Regions from separate parts of the Homo sapiens genome. Here regions 1 and 3 are each linked to region 2. The links are chromatin contacts, found by Hi-C or POLR2A ChIA-PET in ENCODE. All regions are on one chromosome and are shown on one strand. Each heading gives the region's core, a stretch centred on a gene start or an enhancer-like site at or near the end of the contact. The rest is flanking DNA. Distances are from core to core; before and after follow the strand shown. Region 1 overlaps LOC105376289 (a long non-coding RNA gene). Region 2 has its middle 29 kb from the start of LINC00963. Region 3 overlaps PTGES (prostaglandin E synthase).

Region 1 (3,335 bases), core at 804-3,303, 260 kb after region 2:
AGATTCCAACACAGCCAGCAGACATCTGGAGAAACCACTTGGCTTCCAGAATATCGACCCTGAAATTCAATCAAAGAGGTGAAGAGAGGTGAAGACTGTGCCTGGTCCTCAGGAGCCAGGGCTGCCAGTGGAGAAGGGGCTCCTGAAGAACAAACGCCCCCCTCACCCCTCCCCGCACCCCCATGGCCCCACATACCCTAAGTTTTTAATCTGTACATATTCAGTGTCCTCTCCCTGTTCAAGCACGTGTGCAGTTCCCATCAGGATGGGAGGCGGGGGTCTCGGGCCAACACTTTCTGTGTGTTCCCATCTTTTTGTGAAGAAGAGGCCCCCAAGCATCATGAGAGATTTTTTTTCCTGCCATCTGAGTTGCATTTGTGAAGGGCTAATTGATTTGCTTCCCCATTTTTTATTAATCAAAGACAAACCCCAGCAGAGCCAGGCCTCTGATCTGGGGGATGAGGCCACACTGGGTGCCATCCTCACCCAGGGCACAGACACCCGACGTTTTCAGTGGGGTAAGGAGCTTCATTTCTGCTGGACCACTCGTGTCCAGAACACTCTGGAGAAGTCCAGGGGCCCGAGGGGCAGGGTAGGAAGCCTGGGATCCAGGCAGGGAAGTCATGCCCTGAGTCAAGCAGGCTGAGAAGGATCTGCCAGGGTGACCGTGGAAGCAAAAGTCAGGTGCTGCTGACAGTGAGGCCTGGGCTCCCTGCCTCTCCCTTCAGACATGACCAGGGCCACGGAGCACATCCCCCAGGATCTCACGGCCATCACCGCTAGCGCAGCCAACCCAGTTAAGGTTCACTTTTCAATAGCAGAGCCCCAGGCAACTTGCTGGGCCCGCAGACCCCAACATCTGGCACAAATCCTTCCTGCTCCTGCCACATCTGGAATGGGGGAGGGTGTGAAAATGACCCTCCCCTATTTTTCATGGCGGGCTCCTGACAGCTAGAGGCCGGGGAGGAAAAGATTTTTCTTGGACCTCACAGAAGCTCACTCAGCAAAAATCTGTGAGGGTCTCAGTTTCCCCCTCCAAGCAGCAGGGATGTTGCTCCTCCCCATATATCCCATACTCCCTCCTCAAACCCCTTGCTTCTGGGATTTGAGGGGGCATTGTGCCCCCTGAGGATGGCATTGTGCCAGCTCTTGCTGCAGCCCTGCCCTGGGAAGTCTCCTTCCCCTTCCCCTAAGGACACGCCGGGGCCTGAGAAGCAGGACCCCCAGGCTGGTTCCAGGCTCTGCCACTGAACCCTGGTCACGTTCCGCCTGGCCACTCTGCCCGAGAACCCGGCACGCATACTGGATTTGGGGATCAGAAACACTCTTCGCCAGGTGCTTCCCACGGGCCCTACTCACCTCTCCACCCCTCCCAGCGGCCCCTCCCCAGCCGTTCTCTGCCTGCCAGCCTCCCAGGCCTTCTTTTGCTTCCCCTAAAGCCTCGAAGCCCTCCTTCATGCTGTTCCCTCTGACTGGAACACCCTTCCCTGCTCCTGCCCTGGCCAACCCAGGCCTAGTCTGAATGTCACCGGCCCCTGGAAGCCTTGCCCATACCCCAGGTCCGTCAGGCCCCTGTGCCACCCTCCTCCTCTCCGGTGGGGTCATCTGGTGTGTCACTCAAGACTGAATGTCGGTGATCCCCTCCCCCGCCCACCCCGACTTTAAGCGCTGTCCCCAAAGGGCCAGACACACACTCGACAATCAAGGTGTGGCTAACGGAGACCGAAAAGGTTCCAGCGAGATCAAGCGTTTTAAAGCGCCCGGGGTGATGTTTGAGAGAGGAGGGTGGGGGAGTCAAGGGTGGGGCAGGATCCCAGCCCCGCCCCTTAAAGGGTCCCGGGAGTACGCGACAGAACTGTCCTGGGGTCCCCGGCGCAGTAGGATTAATTCAAAAGGCCTGCGGAGGGTGGAGGTCCCCCAGGGGAGGGGTCCTAGGGCCCCGTGAGCCGCGCGGGCGCCGGGCTGCTCCGCGAACGTCCGCGCCAGCGGCTGCCCGGGGGACAGGGCCTGAACTACAACTCCCATGATGCTGTGCGGCATGGCGGGCCCGGGCGGGGCGGGCGCTGGTGGCTCCGCCCCTCGCGGCCTTCTGGGGACTGTAGTTCTACCCGGAGGGGCGCGGCCTGGGTTTTGGGGCGTCTGGGCATTCTTATCGTCTCGGGGAAAGGGGAGCCTCTGCGGCCCGCGAGGAGGAAGGGACTGAGGGCGCTGACTGCCTGCAGGGCGGTCGGTGGCTCCCTTCTCTCCAGCAGCAGCCTCTCCCAGCATCATTTCCCAACAATACCAGCTGCTACAGTATTTAGTGAGCACCTACTATGCGCTAGGCCCTGTGCTGATCTCTTAAAGGACAAAGACAGAGACAGGCATGGTTCTTTGCTGAGCACACAGCCCAGGCAGGGAGACAGGCCAGGGATGTTTAATCACACAAATACATAATTACCTGTGATGGGTCCAAAACAACAGGGGCCACAAGGACGGGGACTTTTGGAACCAAGGACAGACACACAGAGTTAGACCACGGAATGGAATCTTTAGAATTTGAAGGGTGAATTTTATGGGTGGGTTGGGAAAATTCAGAACTAGCCCTGCCAACCCCTTCATTATACCGATGAGGAAATTGGCCCAGAGGCCAGGCGTGGTGGCTCGTGCCTATAATCCCAGCAGTTTGGGAAGTCGAGGTGGGTGGATCACTTGAGGCCAGGAGTTCGAGACCAGCCTGGCCAACATGGTGAAACCCTGTCTCTGCTAAAAATACAAAAATTAGGGAGGCATGGCGGTGCGCACCTGTAGTCACAGCTACTTGGGAGACTAAGACAGGAGAATCGCTTGCCCCAAGGGGGCGGAGGTTGCAGTGAGCCGAGATCATGCCACTGCACTCCAGCCTTGACGACAGAGCGAGACTCTGTCTCAAAAAAAAAAAAAGAAAAAAAAAAATTGTCCCAGAGACAGGAAGGGACTTTCCCGAAGTCACAAGCAGATCAGAGGAAGTTGGTCCAAGGAGGCCCACCCAGATGTTAAACTCCCAAGGACAGGGCCCCGGGTCTTACATGTCTTCTTGGCCCCCTCCCACCCCACCCCACCCCCCATACATGTCTCCCACCCAGCCCTGCATGGTTAGTGTGAGGAACAGCTCCACGGGCAAAGACAGCGAATGCCCTATGTCTGCCCTCAGTGAAAACACAGGGCTCGGGGCCTCGAAAATTGCACACTCCCTTGATGTGGCAGGAAAACAAGATTGACCGCATAGGGCCTCCAAGACCCTTGAATCATCCCTAAGAGAGTGGCCCTTCTACCCTGAGCAGGCAGGCAGAGATGCCCAGTGCGGGCTGAGCATG
Region 2 (3,507 bases), core at 588-3,087:
GACAGCCGGCGGGGGCGGTGCTGGGATGCGGGCTCCGGCCTCTTTGCATCAGCCGAGGGTCCCTCCCTTGTAGCTGGGTCTGGCTTCCTCCTTGAACAGAGTGCTGCCTTCCCAGGGGCTCCTGGAGGGCAGGGGTGGGCACTCCGTGGGCACCAGGCCCACGAGGGGCTCCAGACCCTCCGCGGACCCTTGTCCCTGGCTGGGTTGAAGATGCCCGGAGTCTCCCAGGCCATGCCAAAGGCTTGTGGGGGTGGGGAAGGGTGCGAGGGTTTCACCAGGCACGCGCCAGGGAAAGGGCTTGTCCCTTGAGCTCCGACAGACAAGGAGGAGGAAGGAAGCCACCAGAACCCAGGCAGCGGCCGGGGGGAGAGCCAGAGAGTTTAGCAGCCAAAGCGGGGAGGGGCGACCCTCTCCTTCCAGACCCCAGGGAGGTGGGCAGAAAGCGGGAGGGGCGCGAGAAGGGAGCAGGGATTCTTCATTAAAACTGAACCCCCGGAGCCGGGCCCGCGGCGGCCGAGCAGCCGGGCTGCAGGCGGCCTCCCTCTCGCGGCGCACAGAGGCCCGCGCCGGCTCCAGCCGCCCGCGGCCGACCTCGCGCGTCCTCAAAGCCAGCCTGTCCCACTTCCCCCGCCGGTTGCTACAGCAACTGAGCTCTGAGTAATCAGCTGCACGGTGACCTTTCTTCCCCCGGAGAGCGGGAGGGAGGGAGCGGGAGGGCGGAGGGAGGAAGGGAGGGGAGGAGAGAGGGGGGAGGAGGAGGGAGGAGGAGAATGGAGGGGAAAGATGGAGAGGAGGAGGGAGGGAGGCTGGAGGGGGGAGATGCAGGCGGGGGAGGAGGGAGGAGGAGCAGGGGGAGGCTGAGCTGCTGGTCAAAGCTGTAAATCCCTGCAGCTGGGGTCTGAGGGCTTTGCGGGGAGGAGCTGGCAGTCAGAAGGCGGGAGAGAGGAGGGGGCGGCCGGCAGCACCGTGGTAGGGGGAGGGAGGGGTAGCCAGGGAACTGACCCGGACAGATTCCCTCCCAGGCACCCCTGGCGCCCACCCCTAGCCCCTCCCGGGATGCTCCCCCGAGTCCTCCCTCGTGGAGAGGTGAGGGGACTGTGAGAGAACGGCAGGTCCCCAGTGCTCTCTGGCTCACAGGACAGCCCTCCCGCCTCCGCAGCCGCCTTGATTCCACCATTCCCCAGATGGAAAAACTGAGGCTGGGAGGCTTGTTTACAGTGTCAGGGCCCCGAGCTTGGCCCCTGGGACAGCCCCTCACCCCACAACCGCCACTAGCTGGCAACCAGGTGGAGGAAAGTTCTGGTCCACGCCCAGCCTTCCCACCTCCCTGATCTCTGGCCTCAGTTTCCCTGGTTGTAAAGCAAGGATCCCCACGGCATGGTGTACGCTGCAGTGGCGGGGGAGTTAGGGGGCTCCATGGAGCTTCTCACACCCCAGTGTTGATTTAAGATTCTCTAAGCGCAGCAGAAGCGCGGTGAGGCGAATGTGAGAGGGCCGGGACTGGAGATGCTGGGGATGGGGTGGGCATACTTAGGAGAAGGGGCCCCACAGGTCCCGGAGCGGCCAGGTAGCTGGGGCACCACCCAGGCCCCCTCAGGCGCGGAAACCTTCCTGCTACCTGGTATCCTGCCTACCCCCCCCAGCTCGGCCGCCCTGGGGCCTCTCCGGCTCCAGCTCTTGGCTGGGCCTCGGTGCCAGCACAAGCCCTATCACCCGCCGGCCCTGGGGACCCGCCAGCCGCCTGTTTACGAGGCCAGCCAGCCCCCCGTCACAGCCGTGCCCACGGGGTGGGGGAGGGACGACAGATGGCGGAGGTGCCATTTTAACCAGAGTCTGCAGCCGTTGGGGAAGGAGAGGAAGTAGCCCAGGGCTGGAGGGAGCTGGGACCTTCTGTTGTTGCTGCCCCTGGGGCACCTCCATCCTACCCCCTCTGCACGGGCACCTCTCCCGAGCTCAGGTCTGAGTGGCACAGATCCAACAACCTCGTCACTGGGGCTGCCTAATCTTCCATGGACTCTGTGGGTGCCCCTTGGATCAGCGAAGCATCCGGGGTCCCCCGGGGGCAGGGGCTATAGGGGCAATCTCTTAAGGCTCCACTGTGAGGAGGGCCCCATGACTTCTCCAGCCCACAGCAAGGATCCCCCACCCCCACTACTGACTATGAAATGCAGGCTGCAGGGAGTCACAGCAGGAGGGACCGTGGGCAGACAGGGCTGCAAAGTTCGGCCTGCCTCGAGGCTCCAGCAGGGGAGCTCAGGACGGGTTGGGAGCAAAGTCTGGGAGAGGGAGAGGGGCTCCCCCCAGGCGTTCTGTGCTTTCATCCCAGCTCAGCACCCATGTCAGCCCCAGAACCTCCCCCAGGCTTCCACATTCAAAGCTCCAGCTGCAGAGGGTGCTGACCTCGCCCCTGTGGGGGTAGGGGGCGAAAGGGGGCTTAGGGGCAAGCCAGATGGTGATATGGAGACAAACTGCATAGCTCCTCGGTAACTCTCAGGCCCGTGTTTCACAGGTGAGGACACCAAGACCAGGGGCGTGAAGCCACTGGTCCAGGGTCACCCAGCTGTTGATGGGTGCGCCAGCCCCTGATGGTCCAGGATGAGGAGCACGTGACGCTCTCAGGCCACAGAACGACCGCACTGGAGGCAGCAGCCGTGGCTGTGAGCCTGCCTGTTCCCCAGGGTTCTTGACTCTCTGGAAGCTTCCCTTTGTGGGAAACCTTTGTGCACCCAGGCTTTTGGACAAGTGACACTTGTTTGTACAAGCAGGAGTGGTTTGGATCAAGGGATCGAGGTGATAGCAAGAGCCACTCTGCCTCCCTGAGCACCCGCAAAGCCCTGCTCTGGGCCTCACATGTGGTTTTTGTTTTGTTTTGTTTTGAAACAGGGTCGGGCTCTGTCACCCAGGCTGGAGTGCAGTGGCATGATCACGGCTCACTGCAGCCTCAACCTCGCAGGTTTACACAACCCTCCCACCTCAGCCTCCCGAGTAGCTGGGACTTTTGTTTTGTTTTGTTTTGTTTTTAATTTTTTGTAGAGATAGGGTCTTCCTATGTTGCCCAGGCTGGTCTCAAACTCTTGGGTTCAAGTGATCCTCCTGCTATGGCCTCCCAAAGTATTGGGATTATAGGCATGAGCCACCACGCCAGACCCACATGCGTTTTATCATAGGATGTCCTGGCTATCCTGGAAGGTGAATGCTGCTATTATATCCGTTTTCAGATAGAAAAAAATGAGGCTTAGGGAGATGTGGTGACTTGCCTCAGATCTCACAGAACCAAGCATGAGAACTAGGATCAGAATCCACTTTTCCTTGACCTTAGAGATGGTCTCAACCCGACTTGTATCAGCCAGATTTTTCCAGATTCAGGAGTGTGGATGTTTTCCATGTCGGATTTTGCTATGAATAGAATTCTGAGTCTCAAACAGTGTGCTCTTTGCTGTATGCCAGTGCTACCTCCACCTGCCTACTTATTTATCCGCCCATCCTCCCATCCATGTATCTGCCCCT
Region 3 (3,129 bases), core at 288-2,787, 280 kb before region 2:
AAGGGAGACTCTATTTAAGATTCCCAAACCTAATGATCATCTGAATCCCGGGCTAAGAATGCAGACTTTTCAGACTGACCCCAGAAATTCTGGCCCAGCCAATCTAGAGGCAAGCCTGGCCATCTGTATTTTTTTTTTTCCAAGACAGAGTCTTGCTCTGTTGCCCAAGCTGGAGTGAAGTGGTACAATCTGGCTCACTGCAGCCTCCGCCTCCCGGGTTCAAGCGATTCTCCCGCCTCAGCCTCCTGAGTAGCTGGGATTACAGGCGCGTATCACCATACCCAGCTAATTTTTGTATTTTTAGTAGAGACGGGTTCACCATGTTGCCCAGGAGGGTCTCGAACTCCTGGCCTCAAGTGATCCACCGGCCTCGGCCTCCCAAAGTGCTGGGATGACAGGCATGAATCACTGTGCTCAGCCACCATCTGGAGTTTTAAAAGGCTCCCATGTGAGTCCCTGTGATGGCCAGGCCAGGGGACCCCTGCCAGTTCTCTGTGGAAGCAAGGCTGGGGTCTTGGGTTCCTGTATGGTGGAAGCTGGGTGAGCCAAGGACAGGGCTGGCTCCTCTGCCCCCGCTGACGCTTCCCTTGCCGTTGGCTTTGGATGTCTTTGCTGCAGTCTTCTCTCTGGCTCAGGTGTGGGTGGGAGGGGCCCACAGGAAGCTCAGCCTTCTCCTCCCAAGGTTTGAGTCCCTCCAAAGGGCAGTGGGTGGAGGACCGGGAGCTTTGGGTGACCAGCCACTCAAAGGAACTTTCTGGTCCCTTCAGTATCTTCAAGGTTTGGAAACTGCAAATGTCCCCTTGATGGGGAATCCGTGTGTGTGTGTGTGTGTGTGTGTGTGTGTGTGTGTGTGTGTGTGTGTTTTCTCCTAGACCCGTGACCTGAGATGTGTGATTTTTAGTCATTAAATGGAAGTGTCTGCCAGCTGGGCCCAGCACCTCGTCTTGGGTTGCGCGTTCCTGGTGTTCCCTGCTGCCCAAGCTGGCCTGATGCTCCAGCGCGCTGGGCGTTCTTGCCGGTGACTGTCTACAGCCAGTTTGGCGGGACAAGATCTCTGGCGCAGACACCAACGCGCCCTGGCTGGGTGTTAATCACACAGCAAGCAGCAGCCTCCTGCCTCCCGTTGGGGCGGGTAAGGTGGCATCTGGCGAGGTGAGCCAGGAGCACCCAAATCCTGCCCCGGCCAGGTCACCCCTCCCTGCGGGGCTGCCCCGCCCGCGGGCTGCCATTATCAGCTCCGTCAACCAGGACACGGAGACTCCAGGAGGCCAGCGCCCGGAAGTGCGGGGCCAGGTCTGAAAGTCGGGGCTGCCAAAGTCCCTGGGCGGAGCCCCTGTGCTGCACGGCCTCACTTTCCCTGAACGCCCCCTCCCAGCACCCCGAGGCCGGAGCCCCTCTAACGGATGGGACCTGCCGTGCCGGGGGTTCTCCAGCAGCGCAGGGACCCCAGGCCCCGCCAGAAAGCGCCGTGAGGCCCCGGGTCCCGTTCGGAGCTGAGAGGGGAAACACTGCCCCCTGGTGGTAAGGGGACGCCTCTGTTTTTGGGCCGCGGCGGCTCTCGGGAGAGAAACGGGAAGGGCGCGATCCAGTATTGAGCACCTACTGCTTGCTAAGCGTTGGGCTGGGCATACTAGTTGGATTTTTTTCCAACTTATGTCTGTAATTCAAGCACTTTGGGAGGCCGAAGTTGGAAGATCTGAGCCCAGGGGTTTGAGACTAGCCTGGGCAACAGAGCTAGATCCCTTTTCTACCAAAAAAAAAAAAAAGAATTAGCCGGGTGTAATGGTGCCTGCCTATGGTCCCAGCTACTCGGGAGGCTGAGGCAGGAGGATCGCTTGAGCCTGGGAAGTTGAGGCTGCAGTGAGCCGAGATCCCACCACTGCACTCCAGCCCGGGCAACAGAGGGAAAATGTCTCAAAAAAAAAAAAAAAAAATCCCCAAAACAATCCGAGGCAGGAGGGATTTCCGCTTTCTAGATGAGGAAGGTGAGGGTTTTTAGATGAGAGAGGCAAGGTTCACAGGAAGGAGGCTTGTAGGGGGTGTCTCCTCACAGGGGAGAGGTGACTTGCCTGCTGTCCCTGGGCTCGGACAGTGTAAGGCCAGAGGGAGGACAGATCCCAGGGCAGGGGCCATCCAGGAGGCGAACCCAGCGTGCATTCTTGTTGTTGTTGTTGTTGTTGTTTGAGATGGAGTCTCACTCTGTCACCCAGGCTGGAGTGCAGTGGTGCCATCTCGGCTCACTGCAACCTCTCCTTCCCAGGTTCAAACCATTCTCCTGTCTCCGCCTCCCGAGTAGCTGGGATTACATACAGGCATGTGCCACCACACCCGGCTAATTTTTATATTTTTAGTAGAGACAGGGTTTCACCATGTTGGCCAGGCTGGTCTCGAACTCCTGACCTCAAGTGATCTGCCTGCCTCAGCCTCCCAAAGTGCTGGGATTACAGGAGTGAGCCACCGTGCCTGGCCACAGCAGCGTGCGCTTTTATATTTATATTTTCCTTCCTGGGGAAAGAGGGGCTCTGTGGGCAAAATAACCTGCTGGGAACCCACCGGACCCAGGTGAGCAGGGGCATCGGATGCCCATGGCAATACTGTGAACCTGGGGCGTGGGTGAAGGAGGCGGCCCCCACCACACTGGAGCCGCAGAGACCACGAGACCATGAGGTCCCCTGCCCGGCACCGCCCCTGTTCTGTCGGCTTGTGAGTGCCTCCTCAGGGTGGGGTGGTGCCCGATGCTGGGGTGGCAACCTCATCCTGCCCCCCGTCCCCATGCATGCAGCTCCAGCCTGGGGTGGGCGGGCTCCGCAGGACGGCGCCCGTGATGACCCCAAGGCTCAGCGCCCTGATGGAGGCAGATGGGGCCTTTTAACCCCTGCTGGGGAGCGGCTGCCTGGGGAGGGGGCAACTCACCTGCGGTGGGGGGTGAAAGAGCGGTTTTAAGGGGACCATCCAAGCCAAGAAAGCAAGGAGCAAAGAGAAGAGCTCAGCAGCTCTCCCCAGACCCCTCCACCTTGAGCTTGGGAAGTGGAGGGCGGTGGGGAAAGTTGGGGAGGAAAAGTGTGAGGGTTGATGGTGTGGAGGGGAGATGTACGGAGGGGCGTGGGGGTAGGGGGAGGGAGTGGGGAT

The links. A loop is a pair of places that touch in the nucleus more often than their neighbours do. ChIA-PET counts read pairs that join two places held with the same protein, here RNA polymerase II (POLR2A). Pooled maps may share reads with other maps.
Region 1: a map of sigmoid colon shows a loop between it and region 2 (2.1-fold over the local background). The contact joins two enhancer-like sites. A Hi-C loop is called at or near these places in 1 of 168 maps with a recorded cell type or tissue (sigmoid colon) and 9 of 50 pooled maps. POLR2A ChIA-PET finds 5 or more read pairs at or near these places in 1 of 52 experiments (H1).
Region 3: a loop to region 2 is called in a pooled map, with 3 times the contacts of the local background. The contact joins two enhancer-like sites. A Hi-C loop is called at or near these places in 1 of 50 pooled maps. POLR2A ChIA-PET finds 5 or more read pairs at or near these places in 3 of 52 experiments (H1, SK-N-SH and activated CD4-positive, alpha-beta T cell).

The regions. Positions count from the first base shown.
Region 1 is chr9:129,201,654-129,204,988 of GRCh38, reverse strand. The region is part of intron 1 of LOC105376289 (a long non-coding RNA gene); the gene reads right to left. Among named protein-coding and RNA genes, the nearest start is that of IER5L, 25 kb to the right of the region's middle. RefSeq lists a silencer at 1,742-2,151 and an enhancer at 1,905-2,199. Within about 2 kb of position 2,053, at least 29 of the 41 ENCODE cell types and tissues checked have a DNase peak (open chromatin) inside an H3K27ac peak, as active enhancers do.
Region 2 is chr9:129,457,646-129,461,152 of GRCh38, reverse strand. No RefSeq gene overlaps it. Among named protein-coding and RNA genes, the nearest start is that of LINC00963, 29 kb to the left of the region's middle. RefSeq lists a silencer at 315-604 and enhancers at 244-867, 999-1,519, 1,520-2,041, 2,418-2,467. Within about 2 kb of position 1,837, at least 34 of the 41 ENCODE cell types and tissues checked have a DNase peak (open chromatin) inside an H3K27ac peak, as active enhancers do.
Region 3 is chr9:129,736,144-129,739,272 of GRCh38, reverse strand. PTGES (prostaglandin E synthase) reads left to right here. Exons shown (of 3, transcript NM_004878.5): 3 at 1-924. Among named protein-coding and RNA genes, the nearest start is that of PTGES, 15 kb to the left of the region's middle. RefSeq lists an enhancer at 1,582-1,831. Within about 2 kb of position 1,537, at least 29 of the 41 ENCODE cell types and tissues checked have a DNase peak (open chromatin) inside an H3K27ac peak, as active enhancers do.